Regions from separate parts of the Homo sapiens genome. Here region 1 is linked to region 2. A link is a loop called in an ENCODE intact Hi-C map of the cell type or tissue named here. Cell type or tissue: GM12878. All regions are shown on one strand.

Evidence for each region. Peaks named below come from ENCODE experiments on the same cell type or tissue, not always from the same donor. Only the 100,000 strongest peaks of a DNase experiment are listed, where the experiment ranks them.
Region 1: it touches region 2 in a loop (4-fold over the local background); 33 of 110 quality-filtered maps call a loop at or near these places.

The regions. Positions count from the first base shown.
Region 1 is chr1:41,569,467-41,577,466 of GRCh38, reverse strand. HIVEP3 (HIVEP zinc finger 3) reads left to right here. Exons shown (of 9, transcript NM_024503.5): 5 at 1,778-1,923. Among named protein-coding and RNA genes, the nearest start is that of EDN2, 89 kb to the right of the region's middle. In GM12878, a CTCF peak has its summit at 3,201; DNase peaks (open chromatin) are centred at 2,320 and 3,236.
Region 2 is chr1:42,032,157-42,040,156 of GRCh38, reverse strand. It overlaps a transcript of HIVEP3 not described here. Among named protein-coding and RNA genes, the nearest start is that of HIVEP3, 120 kb to the right of the region's middle. RefSeq lists a silencer at 3,966-4,735. In GM12878, a CTCF peak has its summit at 4,425 (motif pointing left); a DNase peak (open chromatin) is centred at 4,096; H3K4me3 peaks cover 2,321 bases; H3K27ac peaks cover 1,642 bases.

The sequences.
Region 1 (8,000 bases), 460 kb after region 2:
AGTGATTAAGAACAAGGACTCAGGTACCAAGTTGCCCAGGTTTGAATCCCACTACCTTACCTACTGGCTATGTGACCTTGGGCCAATAACTTCACCTCTCTGAGCCTTAGTTTCATCCTCTGTAAAATAGGGATAATAATAACACTTAGCGCATAGGACTGTGGAGATAATTAAATGAGTTAAGACATGCGGAGTGTGCTTAGAACAGTGTATGCCACACTGGCACTCAGTAAGTATTTTTAACTATACTTATTCATATTGTTGTCATCAAAAGCTAAAATGGATCCCTGGTCCCTGCTCAGTTCCAACACTGTGTTTCCTGGGAAAGTGGTACACTGCCACCCAAACCAGCCTCCTCCAGTGTGGCCCAGATATCACGGCAGGCTGTGAGGGAGAAGTAGTCTGTTTGCCTGTGGGAGGCACCTTGGTCATTACATGGACAGTCTAGATCTCAGGCCGGGGTGCAGTGGAAATGGTAGGCTCTGGAAACCCAAGGGTATTGCAGAAAACTAGCTGCCTTCTGCCAAAGCAGCAGTCCAGATTCTTGCTCGGTTTCCACTCCCCTCCTCCAAATCTGAAGAGATTATTTGGTGGTCACTGAGTCACAGAAGTTGCCCTGGAATTGATCTTCAAGATGGTCTAAATCCCCTCAGACTCTGAGGCCCAGAGAGGTGAAGTCATCCACCAAACGGCAGCCCAGTGTGCCATGGCCTATCTGGTGCTGGAACTCAGACTCCCTGATTCCCAGCCAGTCACCTTTCTACCTAGCCCCATGCTGTCCTTGTGGGGGCAGGTGTGGTGGCTGGCAAAGGGGACTGCCGTTCTTAGATTGCCCCAGCATCAGGAAATGTGGTTGCTTCATTCACTGGATGGAAACAGCATGGTTTTTCATGACCTTAATGACAGTGGCATGAAGTAGGAGGAAATTCTCACTCCCAGCCCCTAAGCACAGCATTTCTGCTCCCTAGGCAAAAGTGCACCCACCCCTGACAACACTGCAGTGTTTACAGGACGTGTTCTTGGGATAGTGGAAGATGTCCAGGAAGCACAAAGCCAATGCCAGCTCTCCCCTTAAGCTAGCTCTCATCACTGAGGTGTGGCTCTGTAAAGAGCGTGGGTCCTGCAGGACTAACAGCCCAGAGCCTGCACAGCCTCTCTGTGCCTGTCTCTATGGTGGAATTGGGGACGTCCTGCTGGTCAGGGTCCTCAGCCCAGCTCCTGGCCTTTGGTACTAGCTCAGGAGGGCCAAGATCCTGGAAGCAAGAGACCTGTGCTCTGCTCCCAGCTCTGCCCTTAACTCGCTGGGTGACCTTAGCTTTCTGATCTATAAACAAGAACTGGACCAGTTCATCTCCAAAGGCAGAGTGGAGCCTTGTTCATGTGTTCAACATTATTTAAGCCTCTTCTCTGAGACAGGCCCTGTATGGGGTTCTGGGGTGCCCAAGGAGACCAAGATGAGGACCTGTCCCCAGGAGTTCCCAGACTAGTGTAAAAGACAGAGAACAAACACAGGTCTTATGGGAGGTTAACATGAAAGAGACAGGGTTCCAGCTGTAACACCAACTAATGGCATGGCCTTGGATAAGGGAATTCTCTCTGGGGATCAGTTTCCTTAATTCTGTAAAGTGGAGCTAATAGCACCTCTTCATGGGGGAGTGTGAAGATTGCATATGTGTACTTGTGCAGTACTGTGTAAGGCATGATTATTAGCATTGCATTCGTGACTGAGGATGCACTTTTAACCAGCAATGATTTTGTCATTCCTGCGGTGGGCCAGGTTCACCTCCCTTCACTGGTTTCCCCGGAAGGCCAGAAAGATCTAGCTAGAGTGGAGAAGGAAGAAGAGAGGAGAGGGGAGCCGGAGGAGGATGCTCCTGCCTCCCAGAGAGGGGAGCCGGCGAGGATCAAAATCTTCGAAGGAGGGTAAGACTCATGTTTGGTTTCCATCGTCTGCTTCCGTGGAATAAGAGCTGGTGCCCATTGGTGTTCACGGGCAGCAGTGGCTCAGTTGGCAAGGGCTCTGCCCACAGGTGCCCTGTGGTCCCAGCGATGCCTTTCAGCAGACATCACCTTCCTGGGACTCTCAGGCCCCTCTGTTTAAGAATGCCGTGGGGCTTCTTGGTGGGGATGGGTGATGCTGGGTATTTGTTGAGGATCTGGAGAGGTCTGGGTCTTTCTCCAGCCCCTCATTTTCTCAGATCCTGGCCAGGTTTCTAGTTCCTGCATTGGAGTTGCCATCCCAGTATCCCAGCAAATGTCCAGACTTCTGTCTCTCTTGACATGTATTCTCCAAAAGTCATCTCTGTACTGCCCAATGGCCATCTTGGCATGTCTGGTTTCCCATGGGGCACTTGGGCTCAGCCGACTAGGCTGTTTGCAGGGCTGACTGCACACTGTATGCACCAGGTGTTTCCACTGGTCCCTATCCTGACTGGCTGGGGCCCAGGGCTCAATGGTTGGTGAATATTTTGAATCTCATTCATAGTTATTCACCTTTGATGCTTGACTTTGGGAAACGAATGGTCTAAACGTTTCAGAGCTCACAGCTTCAGGGACTGTCTGGGCTCTGGAAGGGTGCCGTGTTTCAGACGTGCTTTGTGGAAGTTTTGTGCCAGCTGTGTTTTGTGTGGCCACATGTTTGCTTCCTGGGATTTGGGTGTCTGTGAGCAGGTCCCATGGCGTTCTGTCTCAGGGTCCTGTGTCTGTGTCCCTGGTGTGATCAGGGTGGCCTGGTCCTGCACAGCCCTGAAGGACAACAACGTAGAGGAAAATGCGCTTCCTGTGCAGGACAGTCCCCATGAGCTGGGGCCAACATGGCTGTCACTGGGGGCCTCTGATCCTCTAGCACCTGCAAGCGCCTAACTCACAGGGTCAGCGTGGGAGGCACGGGAGTCCTCCATAAGGTTGGGGGACAACAGAGACTGCCACCCTCCCCAGGGCCACCAGTTGGCATCTTCTGGTGGCACTGACCAGCAGGGGCTCTCAGGAGAGAGGGTGCTTGGAAATGTGGGCAGCAGGGTAGTCAATGATGGGAAGGGGGCCAGGGGTAGCAAATGCCCCTGAAACCTACTGCCTAAAATACCAATAGCAGCTGCGTTGAAAAAACACTGAACCAAAGGTCTTTGAAAATGCCAACCCTCTTTCCGTGTGGGGAGGGACGCGGGTCCTCCTGCTGTTTGGTTAGAGCGCCCTCGTGTGTCTCTGTGTTCTCATGCCACTGGATCCCTTAGAGGCCACACAGAGGCAGGATTGATGAAGCGCCTGCTCACAGCGACTGGCCCTCTTCCTTCTTGCTTCAGAGGTTCTCTGTGGTCTCTGAGGGCTGCTGAGTGTTTCCTGGTGTCCCAGGAGCTTGCCCCAGCAGCAGTCTGTGTGTGCCCGGGGAGGTTCGCATCTTCCCTGAGAGGCAGGTGCTCTGAGACCTCAGGAAGCCTGAGCCTCCAGAAAGGCAGCTGGCAGGAGCCACTCCGTGCCCAGCTCCCTGCTGGATGTCTCTACCTACACGGTCTGCAATGGCTGAAGGAGGGGGAACATCACCCACAAGTCCTCTTCTCTTCCTCCAGCTGGTATGGGTCCTACTCCCTCTCCACCTCCTTCCAGGTCTTCACTTAGTCCCACCTGCTCTGCTTCAGAATCCTCTCGGTTGAGTTCTGTCATCTCTGCCCCACTTACCTCTGTTCTGCCTGAGACTAGCCCCCCAGCTCTCCCGCCCTCAGTTTCTTTATCTGTAAAAGGGGGAGAATAACATTTGTAAAAGGGGGAAAATAACATGTGGGATTTTCAGAGGACCTTGTGAGACCCCATATGAAGGCTATAATTCATAGCTGCTCAAAAAATGGACATTGGTGCATTTTACTACTAGTATATCCATTTTGTCAATCTCTGTCTGGGACAGTCCCATCTGTTCTGTCAGATATGGAAGGTATCCTCTCCCTTTCAACTTGTCACATGCAATTTGAGCACGTATGGAACTGATTATAGTGTCAGATCCTTTCCTCCCCCAGCCTGGCTATCTCAAGCTGGGACCATGCCTCCCACTCTCACTTCTGGTGATTCTTCTACATTCATGGTTCTCTTGGGGCTGGCATCACCCCGCAGAGTGTTTGGAAATGGTGAAGGAGGGGGAGGGCATTTTGGTTGCCACATAACTGGCATTTCAGGGACGAGGCCAGAGATGCTGACCTTCCATTCCACCAGCCTTACAACCTCTTGTTCCCCCAAATTGCCAAGAGTGCCCACACCCAGAATCACTGGGCACACTCCTCTGCAATCCCACAGTTTTGCCTTAGACTCAGTTCTTCCTTTTTTTTCTTTCTTTTTTAATACAACAAACATATGTATTTCACTCCTGTACACATTTGAGAAGGATCTGCTATGGAGCTCTGTTCCTTAGATCCAGGCCAGTAGAGGCTGAGAGAGGAAGAAGAAAACAATGGTTCCACCCAGAAGCTTCTGCTCACATTTAAATGGCCAAAGCAAGTCACATGGCCTCACCTAGCTCCATGGGAGTAGAGAAGTGCATTCCTACCGTGTGCTTGGGAGAACCTGAAATATTTGGTAGATATAGTGCTCATGACTATTCAAATTGGTTTAACATACATCTGTAACTTGTTATGTTTACTCAACAGTGTTTTTGACGTGCATCCATGTTGATACATGTAGACCTAGTTCATCATGAATCAGTAAGCCAGACACAAAAGAGTAGATGCTATATGAGTCTTTTAATCTCTAATTAAACTTGCCTTAATTTCTTTCTTGACCTCCATTTCAGTGACTGATCAATTTATTAATTCATCAGGGAGGAGGATCTACTTAATCAGTGCCTTTTGGGTGCTCTGTGTCAGAAAATGCAGTGTCCCATGGGGGTTAACTGTCATCCTGCCCTCAAGGTGCTTGGGGACTACACCAAGGTGGCAACACAAGACCCACTGCTAAGGTGGGGATGGCCAGAGCTGAGAAGCTCACAGCAAAGGAAGGATGCCTGGGGGATGGAATAGCTAGAGAGGGCTTCCCGGAGTGGGTGGGGCCGGGCCCAGAGGGTGGGCGAGACCCAGACAAGTGGAGAGGAAGGGTACGCTGCCCAGCAGTCTACCTGCTACAGGTGTGATGGCAGCTCCCATACCTGATCAGTGAGACTCACTTCCTCTTGCCTTGAGCATTCTCCCTTGGTAGTGTCACCCATCTCCTTAGCCCCAGGCCTCATCTCTGTGCCGACATTGCTACATCTGGGTCTCCAGCCAGGACCTCACCCCTGAACTGCAGACACTGGTTTTGATGCCTCCTGAGCATTTTTGCCTGGGAAATTCACACCTCACACTTAGCATGTGCAAACCAAGCCTTCCACTTCCCACCAACAGCATCTCCTTCCACATCCAGATCTCAGATGACACACCCAGCCCTTCACACTCAGAACCTTAACATTGTCTTGGACGCCTTCTCCCCCTTTCCAGTTAGACCCCAATCCTGGTGTCTGCATGAAGTAGTCAGTGACTCAGTGTGGTCTCTTTACTCCCTCTGCCACTGCTCTGGCCACCCTATCTCTAGAACTCCAAAGTTGGTGCCACTGAGCATCACTAAACATGATTCTGCCTGTGTCATGCTTTTCTCCAGAGCCGTCTGTGGCTGCCTCACCTACAGGATCCAGTTTAAACTCAGCCTGTGAGTGCTGGCCTCAGAATCTGACCTGTTCCTGTCGCCCTTCACCTTTTGCTGCCTGCTGGGCCCTGCCATTGCCAAATCCTACCCAGCCTTCAAAAGCCAATACTCAGCCCTGCTCCTCTAACGAGCCTCCCAAATCCCTCCACACTCTGTAGTTCTTTGTGTTACTTCTGTCATAACACTGGTGCTAAGATCCATTTCTGTCTCCTCCCAAGTCCCTTCTTGACTTGGGTCCTGGGGTAATGCTTTGCACACACAATGCATCAGTCTCTGTTTATTGCACTAGTTTCCTGGCACATGGCCCCCTCTGCATTCCCCATCACTTCCACACCTGAACAAAGCCCGCATTTTCCAGGCAGCCCCTGGGAGTGCCCATCAGGGATGTGATGGCTCTCTCACCCAGCACCTGTGCATTTGCCTTGGTTGTTTAGAATGGCTTTTTGTTAAGCAGTGTTGTTTTCACACACACAAAGTTATGTTGTTCCTTGAGAGTAATGACTATATTGTCTTAACTCAAGTTCACTTATTGCAAGGAAAGCTGGGAATTCAGCCCAGTGGGCTTACACGGAAGAGGAAGAGACTGGAATTGATAGGAACCACCTGGCTGACCAAGCCCAGTTGGGTGGTGTGTTATTGGGGCTTATGTCCGAAGGGAATGATAAGTTCAGATGGTGAGATCCCAGGAGTCCATGCCAGACCCTGCGTGCTGCAGGACTCAGCTGCTGCACCTCCTATGGGAGGGCATTGGCTCCCATCCCACCTCACCTACCCCAGTACCTCACTCCAGCCATTGCCACTCTCCTGGGCCAGGAGAGTGCTCCTTAAGCATACCCAGACTTAAGGTTTCCACCTTAAAAATACTTTGGCTGAAGGGCCATATTGCCAGATTTCTCTGTTTCCTTTAAAGAAAAACTCCAGAAGAAGGTGACTGTGTTGCTCACCTCCGTATCTTTCCTCCTGGCTTCTCTCAGACCTATTCAAGGTGGGCCTTTGGGCTCCTCACACCTCAGAAGCTGCTCTTATCCAAGTCAATGATGACCCTCACCTTGCAGAAGTCAGTAGTCAGTTCTCACTTCTATTCTTTCCTGAGCCATCGGCAGCATTTGACACAGTCAATCCTTCGCTCGTCCATGCAGGACTTTGTCCTCTTGGTTTCCTGGACACTGCCTGTATTAGTCTGTTTTCACACTGCTATAAAGAACTGCCCAAGACTGGGTAATTTATAAAGAAAAGAGGTTTAATTGACTCATTCACATGGCTGGGGAGACCTCAGGAAACTTACAATCATGGTGGAAGGTGAAGGGGAAGCAAGGCACCTTCTTCGCAAGGTGGCAGGAAGGAAAAATGCATGCAGGAGGAACTACCAAACGCTTATGAAACCATCAGGTTTCATGAGAACTCATGCACTGTCACCAGAATGGTATAGGGGAAACTGCCCCCATGATTCAATTCCTCCACCTGGTCTCTCCCTTGACACATGGGGATTATAGGGATTACAATTCAAATGAGATTTTGGGTGGGGACACAGACAAACCCTATCACCTTCTTTCTTGATCCTCCTCTTCCTTGACTGGTTACACTTTCTCACCATCTTCAGTGAGTCCCATCATCGCCTGATCTCTGAACATTAGGGCTCCACATGGCCCAGCCCCAGGCTCCGTGCTCTTCCTCTAAACTCAGTCCCAACGTGATCTATACACCATCTACAGGTTGATGACACTCAGATCCCTATCTCCAAGGACTTCTCCTCTGAACTCCGGGTCATGCATCCAACTTCGTATCTGGGAGGCGGTCCACCTGCACATCAGTGAACCCACCCTTTGTCCACAGCACAGCGCATACTGCAGAACTGTGTCTCAGGCCTCTTTGACATTCCTTAAAGAAATTATTTTAAAAGTTTATTTAATTCATTACTGTTCCAGTTGAAGGGGTTACATTTTTAACGAGTGTACTTTTCTATCTCATCTATTTCTATAGCTGAATTAATTTTTATCCAAGTCTTAAGAGTTCATGCAGTGTACGCAGCACGTTTTTGTGACAGTGCATTTGTACATTTTGAAGTGTGTGTGTGTGTGCCTGTGTATGTGCACACATACCTGTGTGTTTCATGAAATAGTAGCTTGGAGAGAATAGTGTTAGTTTTAAAAAATCTAAAGATTATTTTCTTTTCTAATAGTTTTTTTACAAATCCATTTCTTCTTGGACTTTGAAACCCAGAAGTGTAGCATGATTTTCAGCCTAATCATCTGCTGTGCCTAGTCCCATTTTGCTGTGAACTCCAGATTTAGAATTATGTCTTTGGGAATATGTGTTACCTCTGTGTATTTATTGGGGAACAAATT
Region 2 (8,000 bases):
CCAACAACAAAGGGAATTGATTGGTTCACATAACTGAAGCGTATAGAGGTCTATCAGCTTCAGGTGTTGTTTGATCCAGTTGTTCACTGCCCAGCAGTATAACCAACGTTCTGCTTCTTTTCCCATTCTGCTTTCCTCAGTATTCCTTCACTGCCTGGCAATCTCATCTCTATCCAAGTGGTCACATTATCATGGATTTATCATCAATCTATCATTGGTAGGATCTACTACAGGCAGAGGAATCTTTTCTTTGCCAGAAGCCGTTTGCAAGTGTGTTTCAAATCCCTTTGCTCTGATTGGGTTTCATGACTGCCTTTAAACTAACTTCTGTAGCCAGGTGGATGGGATAGAAACAATGGCTTTAAGACAATCAGGCCCAACTCCTGGAGTCTGGGGTCAGGTGAACAACCTTAATACCATATAGGTTAGAATGGAGAAAAAGTGGTTTCCCAAATTTTTTGGGGGGTGGGGGTTCCAATGGTGGGAGAATAAAGAAATGGATACTGGGAAGGCTGACAGCAGGTGTCCAAGGGCAATGACTTATCCAAGGTCAAGCTGCTGGTCATGGATAAGCTGTGACTGAAATCCAGCTCTCCTCACTCAACGTTTGCAGATGGATGGTTATATAATTCCACTTAAGGTACGTGTTTCACAATAGCCATCCAAACAGAACCATGGATTTGCTTGCTTACATTCTGTTTATTCTTCAAATATGTACAAAAATATGTACAAAAACACACTTTGTCATTTAGTCACAGTGATGAAGACAATTGTCTGAGTTAATTAATTTTGAATCTCATTAAAGCATGAAGGCTTTCAGGAGAAATTCAGATTTTAGAGAATGAGAGCTATCATTTAAATAAGTGTCCGCCAGTCTTACCAGGGTCTTGGCAGTGTTCTGGAATGTATTTCAGAACAGGAATAAATTTTTTTGATAGCCTATATGAGATGCCTCCAGCCTGGATTTTCATCTCTCTGGTCAAAAGATTTGTTAATGTCCTGTATTGGGATCCTTTCTCTTACTCACGAATTATGGAGGCAGAGAAACAGAAAAGAAGGCATAGCCCTCCAGGAACTCCATGTTTGGTGGGAGAGGCAGATAACAAAGCAGGTAGGTGAAATACCATGACAGTGAGTGGGTGGGAAACTCAGGTGCCTTGAGAACACAGAGGAAGGCAGAATGTTGGGATCAGGGAAGAGCCAGGGAAGGCTTTCTCAAGTGGGCTGGATGGGAGCAGGGAGGGCTTCTACAGAGGGGACTCATGAGTATTGAGGCATGAAACCTCATAGGTTATGTGAAACCTCAAATAATTCAGAAGGGCAGAGATGTAAGGGCAAGGTAAGGAGTAGGGCGAGAAGGTGCAGATAGGCAGCCTGGAACAGAGTAATGGAGGGTCTTGGGGCTTGTATTACGGAGCTTGGTGTCTTTCCCGTAGGTGATGGAATGCCTCTAATGAGTTTTCAGTAAAGACCTGGTTTGCTTCTCAGACACATTTCGATATCAGATTCTTTGGTTGAAGATAATTCTAATTAAGTTCCTACAGGGGAGCGCATTGGAGAGATATGGGATCCTTCAGAAAACCCAATAAAAATTTGAAGAACCCAGGCTCTGAAGGAATTTCCCAGGGACTACATAGCAGGAATCAACTGCAAGTCCCCTTGGTCAGGAAGTATCAGGGCCAACTGCCTCCAGCGTTATTCCACCTAGGATTCAAATTCCAAATGAAAGATGTCATAGTGCTCCAGCTTGGGGGCACACCAGGCCTGGGCCAGGTAAAGTCATCATCTTCACTGGCAGTCTCCCCAAGCCCATATCTCTTGGAGTGAGTTCCTGAAGGAAAATCAGTGTGATGTGACCCTAAGAAAGAGCTAACGCTTGCTGAAGTAATGGGTGTCCACTTCAACAGCTGTGTGGAAACTAGATCTGAAGGGCACTAAAGACGAAGGGAATTAAAAGTCAAAAGACAGTGGAGATATGGACTAGGGCTGTGGTAGTATTGTGGGATTTATGAATATTTATGAGATAAAAATCGGTGATTGACTTTAGGAGAAGGAAGACGACAGAATCAAGGATGATTCCCAGGTCCTAGAATGTGGTAGTAGATATTATTACTGGAGAGAAGATAGAGGATGGGGAAGGGGAGATGACAAATAGCTTATGACATGCCAAGTTTAAGAACTCTGTGGGACATCAGGTGGAGGCTAGAATTTGAAGCATAGTAACTGAACTGAACTCATAGGCATGGACGACATAACCTAGGAAGGATTCTGGAAGAAGCCACAGAAGAGATCAAAATAAGTTTTGATCTTTGAAGAGATTAAAATAGATTTGCCAAGAAAATAAGATCAAATGACAAAGAACGGAAGGAGGAGGAGAACCAGGAATGTGCAGGGTCATAGAAAGCCACAGGATAAAATTTCAAGGAGAGAGCAGATTTGAGCTCTGGTGCAGGTAGAAGCCACATTCTAGGGAGCTAATGTATAAGTGGGAGTAAAAACGTGTGGGCTACCCTTGCAAGAATCTTGGATGAGAAGGGCTGGTTAACTGCATGGTAACTTGGAGGGCATACAGAGTCAAGAGAGGTTTTTTTTTTTTAATTTTTTAAATTTTTTGGTCATTTGGATTTTTGGTTTAAATTAAAATATCATTCACATACCATAAAATTCACCCTTTTATACAGTTATGTGGTTTTTTATTATATTCACAAAGTTGTACAGTCATCACCACCGTCTAATTCCTTAACATTTTAATCACCCCCCAAAGAGGCTTTGTACTCATTAAGCAGTCACTCCTCAGTCCCCCCTCCTCCCAGTCCCTGGCAACCATTAGTCTACTGTCTCTATGGATTTGCCTGTTTTGGACATTTCATATAAATAGAATCATACACTATGTGGGTTTTTGTGACTGGTTTCTTTCATTGAGCACTATAGTGTTTTCAAGGTTCATCCATGTTGTAGCATGTAACAGAATTTCTTTCTTTCTTTTTTTTTTTTTTTTGAGACGGAGTCTTGCTCTGTTGCCCAGGCTGGAGTGTAGTGGTGCGATCTCGGCTCACTGCAAGCTCTGACTCCCGGGTTCACGCCATTCTCCTGCCTCAGCCTCCCACTTAGCTGGGACTACAGGCACTCGCCAACACGCCCGGCTAATTTTTTGTATTTTTTTTTAGTAGAGACGGGGTTTCACTGTGTTAGCCAGTATGGTCTCGATCTCCTGACTTCGTGATCCGCCCGCCTCGGCCTCCCAAAGTGCTGGGATTACAGGCGTGAGCCACCATGCCCGGCCTTATTATTTTTTATGGCAGAATACTATTCCATTGTATGGATAGACCATAATTTGCTCATCCATTTGTCAATCAGTGGACATTCAGTTGTTTCCTTTTTTGGCCTTCTGAATACACCGCTATGAACATTTGTGTACAAGTTTTAGTACAGACATGTTTCTAGTTCTCTTGAGTGGAATTGCTGGGTCTCCATTGATTTTTGTTGGGCGAGACCTGATACTGTTTACAGGCTGAGGGTAGGGCGCCGGTGCTGAGGGAGAGGTGGTAGAGCCAGGGGTTGGGGAGGAGGAGGGAGGGCTGGAGCAGAGGAGGCCACTTTCTTCAGCATCACTCACTCTCTGTTTGGCACAGTCCTAAATGCGGGCTAATCTCCCTTCACATCTTCTAGACCCTCTGCAAATACCTCATACTTGCTGACCAGGGAGCGAACCCAGGGCTTGAATAAAGCACCCCTAGACCTGGCAGAGCCGGGAACCGGCTGGCTGGTTCGTTTTCTGATGCAGATCACAGTTTTGGGGTCTCCTCTGGTTAGAGCCTGGCCCATTCGGGTTTGGTTTTCTCCTGGACGTTCGTTCACACGTGAATAAGGCCAATTCACCGTGGAGTCTGCGTCTGAATCCTTGTTCCTTAGGTCATCCCGGGGTCCCAGCTGCCCGGGATGAAAAAACGATGCCCGGGTACCAGGGGTCGGGGACCAGCAACGCCGGCGCTCAGCGTAACCGCTACCCTCCCCAGCCACGGCGCACGCGCCTCTTCCCTGCCAAGGAAGGGGCGGGGAGTAGGCGGGGCGGGCACCTTTGAGGCCAATCGAAAGCGAGCATCCCCGCCCTCCGGGCCGATGGACCCAGTTTGACCCCGGCGGTGGGCGGAGGAGGCGGGGCAAGCCGCGCGGCCAGGAAGGGGGCGGGGCCCGGGGTCTGGAGGCGGGGCCTGGGGCTGTCAGTCCCGCGCCCGCCGCCGCGCCACGGCTCCTCGCATGCCGTGGCCCGGGTGGCTGCCAGCGCTGCCGCCCGCCGCCCGCCACCCCGGCATCCCAAGCCGCCTCCCGCCGCCCCGGCCCGGCGCGCAGGTAAGGCTGGCCGCGGCTGCCGAGCCATCGCGCCCCCCTCCTCGGGCTCGGTCTGACGCGCGGGCGCCCTCTCCGGGCCGTGTCAGCGCCGCAGCTCCCGACTGCGCCCGGGGGCGGTCCCGGGGGGCGGGACGAGAGCCCTCCCCATCCCCCCAACGCCTCCGGGCGCCGGCCCCCTCAGCTGGGGTCCCCCGTCTGGCCTCCGCAGCTCCGGCGCAGGGAGCTGTCCCGAGCCCCCCTTCCCGGGCCGATTACACAACCTCCGGTCCTGGGGCGGGGGCCCCTCCTCAGCCCGGGCCCCACACCTGTCCCCGCAACGCGCTCCCAGGCAGAGGGCAGAGACCTGGCGCGACAGCGGGGGCCGGGAAAGTTTCACTTTGTGGTCAGGGGTTTGTTGACGTCTGAGAGATGCGGGGAGACGGAGACTGAGCGGCGAGGATGCGCCTTGCCAGCCGCGTTCCCTGTGCCCGGGGTGGCCCTGGTCCAGGTTTCCCTTCCAGAAGTCCTGCCGGCATCCCGGCTCTGGGCCGGGAGGCTGCTGCTGCAGGGCGCCCGGGTCTCTCCGTCTCTACGTTAGCGAGCTCTGGATTGCAGCAGTCTGGGGACGGCTCAGTCTCTCGCGCTTGCCCCCTTTCTTAAGTTAGCATTGACATTTAGACCAGTTGGACAAATTTACTTAGCATTTTCCTGACACTTTGTATTGGTGAGTTGCTTTCCCATCCCTAATTAGTTAATTAACAAGGTGGGAAAGCTAAATAGATCCTGGAACGAAATGCCTTCAGTCTGGCAACTCTTTAAAAACCTCTGAGAGCTCTAGGCTCTGGTTGCATGGAGAGATGCTTTTGGCCAAGGTGAGAGAGCGATTCCATGTCTTCTGGTTGCTCGAGGAGGCTTTGGTAATAATGGCACGGCTTTCTCTGCCTCCCGCTGATTGTGCCGTTTATTGAGGGTCTTCAGTTTATGGTGGGTTATTTGGTTTTCTTCATTCAAGAAAGGAGGAATCAGAAGTGTTGCTGATTAACTGAGTGTTCCTCAGTTAAGAAAAACACTGAGGTTTAAATAAGTTTGGATACTTGTCTGCTTTACCAGGTTACCTTCGTGCGCAGAAAATCTTGGCTCTTCTCATTCTCTCCCTATCTTCCCAGTAGGGCTGTATCCAGCCGGGTTGGCATTACTGGTTCCTCATTTAGTCTGAAGACCTCTTGCTACATAAGTGTACAGTCCTGCCTAGGGATAACCTCTAAGAGTGGACTTAATTAGCACTTTTATCTGCTCGTTAAGCAATACAGCTTGAAATCTCTTGTAATCAGGCGCCGTTGTAGTGTTGAATCTTTAATAATACCTGATTCATTTTAATAGTGTTTCTATAATAATCTTTCTATTAGCCTGCCGGTTCTGCAACACCAGTAGTTTTGGTATAGAAGCAGCAATTTACTAGAAATATTATCATGGCAAAAACAGTTCTCTAACAGATTTGCAGCCCACTTTACTTAGATAATTACTGATAGAGGCTGTTAAGATTTTTTTAAAAATTTATTATTTGGTGCAGTAAATGTTACAATGCTTCTGATGTATGAGGTCTTTATGAGGTCATTCCTTCCTGTAGTAATGATTACAGTTCTTGTGTCACTTAAATCTGTTTTGGACTAATATTGTGTGAGTTTTCACCCATGCTAATTTATTTTTAGACAAAATTCAGAGCTAACAAGATTTGGTTTTGATTTGCCAGCCTATGTTTTAATAAGGAAGATATTTATTGTATTTTGGGTGTTACATTAGAGGTAGGATAGCATGTTTTATTAACATATATACTGTTTTGAGGGGTTTACAGATATTAAGCTACTAATTTTACAACAGTCCTATAAGGAAGGGATGATGAAATTGAGGCCCAGTTGCTTGACTCAGGTCACATAGTTAAGTAAATGACAGCCAGATTCTAACCTAGGCAGCCTGAGTTCAAAGTCCAAGTTCTTAACCACTGGACTATCCTGCCCCTATGCTTTCAAGAGGCAATTATTTCTACCTGCTGTCTGTACAATATGATATTCTGCACGGTGGGGAGGAGAAGAGCACTTTACAGTGTAATAACCAACATTGAGTTAGGAGTTCTTGGTCTGGTCTTAACTCTGCCACCAGCTAATCTGTGATTTTGAGCAAGAAACCTTATCTCCTTCCCTTTCAATTCCTCATTGGTGGAATAACAGCATTTGAAGCAGATGAACTAATTAGCCTTACTACCTTAGGGAACTGGAGAGATAAGTCAATGCAGATAAGAATTAAATATCCTTCTTCCTAAGGCACAGCATAAGACCAGGTGTCAAGTGAATGGAGTGTGTGTCATAGGAAAGGACTAGGAGGGCATACATTCTGCTGAAACCAGTGGCTACCCATGGGAGTGCAGTGGTTGAGGACTTCATGTTAATACTTCAGTGTTGTTTTATTTTGTTGCACCAAGGAGTGTTACTTTTGTAATTAAAAAAAAAGACAATTAAAAGAAGTCATCCTATAGAGGTGGGGTAACCATGTGCAGGACCATGTGAGGAGCATTATAGGGGACTGTCTGGCATCACTTTGCAGGAGGCATCACTTTTCAGGGGTCAGATGGTGGTAGGACCTGCATGGCAGACCAAAGAGTTCCCAGAATCATGGGAAGTCAGGCTTGAAAGGAAACTTTAAAAGTCATTTAGTTTAACTCCCTCCTCCCATCTCCCTCCACCATGTATCCAGTGGATAAATCCCTCTGCATGCGGGCACCTGTCCCACTCAGTGCTCGTTCTGCTCCTGCTTGGACACCTCCAGGGTCAAACATTTGGTGTGCTTCACAAACTGTGCACCAAAGAAGACAGGATTGTATCTGGTGCTAGGGAATGGGAAACCACGGAAGGCTTCTGGCTGTTCTAGCTTGTGCTCTTGAAAGACTATCAATTGTCAGAGTGAAAGCTATATTAGAGGAGAAAGGCCAAATCCGGGAGACCAGTTAGGAGGCCGTGGCCAGAATCTGGGATGAGGGGATCCAGGCTGAGACCAGCAGTGGCATGAAATGGGTCCAGGAAGGAATGGACCCTGGAAGGCAAAATCCCTGCACCCAGCAACTGCCTGTCCGTAAGCAAGAGAGAGGAGGAACAAGATGACATTCCCAGGGGAATGGTGGGGGAGGGGGGCAATAAGAGGATGGAGGCTTGGGAGAGCCCCTGATTGGAGCTGGGAAATCCAGTGGGGTGGAGAGGAGAGACAGTTTTGAACGCATAGCCCCCAAAGCTGTATCGTAGACCGTGGCTAATGCAAGACCTGTGCAGACCAAAAACAGATTTCTTAAGAAGAGAGTGTACCATTTAAATATGGTGGGAAACCCTCTGCCTAATGAAGAAAAATTGCAGTATTTCCCAACGGGTGTTGCAGCTTGTGACACTGGCTCATTTAACGTCCCGTTGCACTTCTTGGTCAGGTTGGGAATCGGGTATTCTTCCTTCACTCAGAGGTGAAGGAGGTGGCAGTGAGATGGCGCCTGCACCAGTGAGTCTTTCTGACTCCGAGTCTTAAATACAGAATTGGAACTGGGAGCTGTAGGGCTGGAGCATTTTGTGTGTGAGAGGATGCTGCCTTCCTGTGGTTACACAGAGATGGGGTTGGGGTGTGACTGTTTGGAGTTG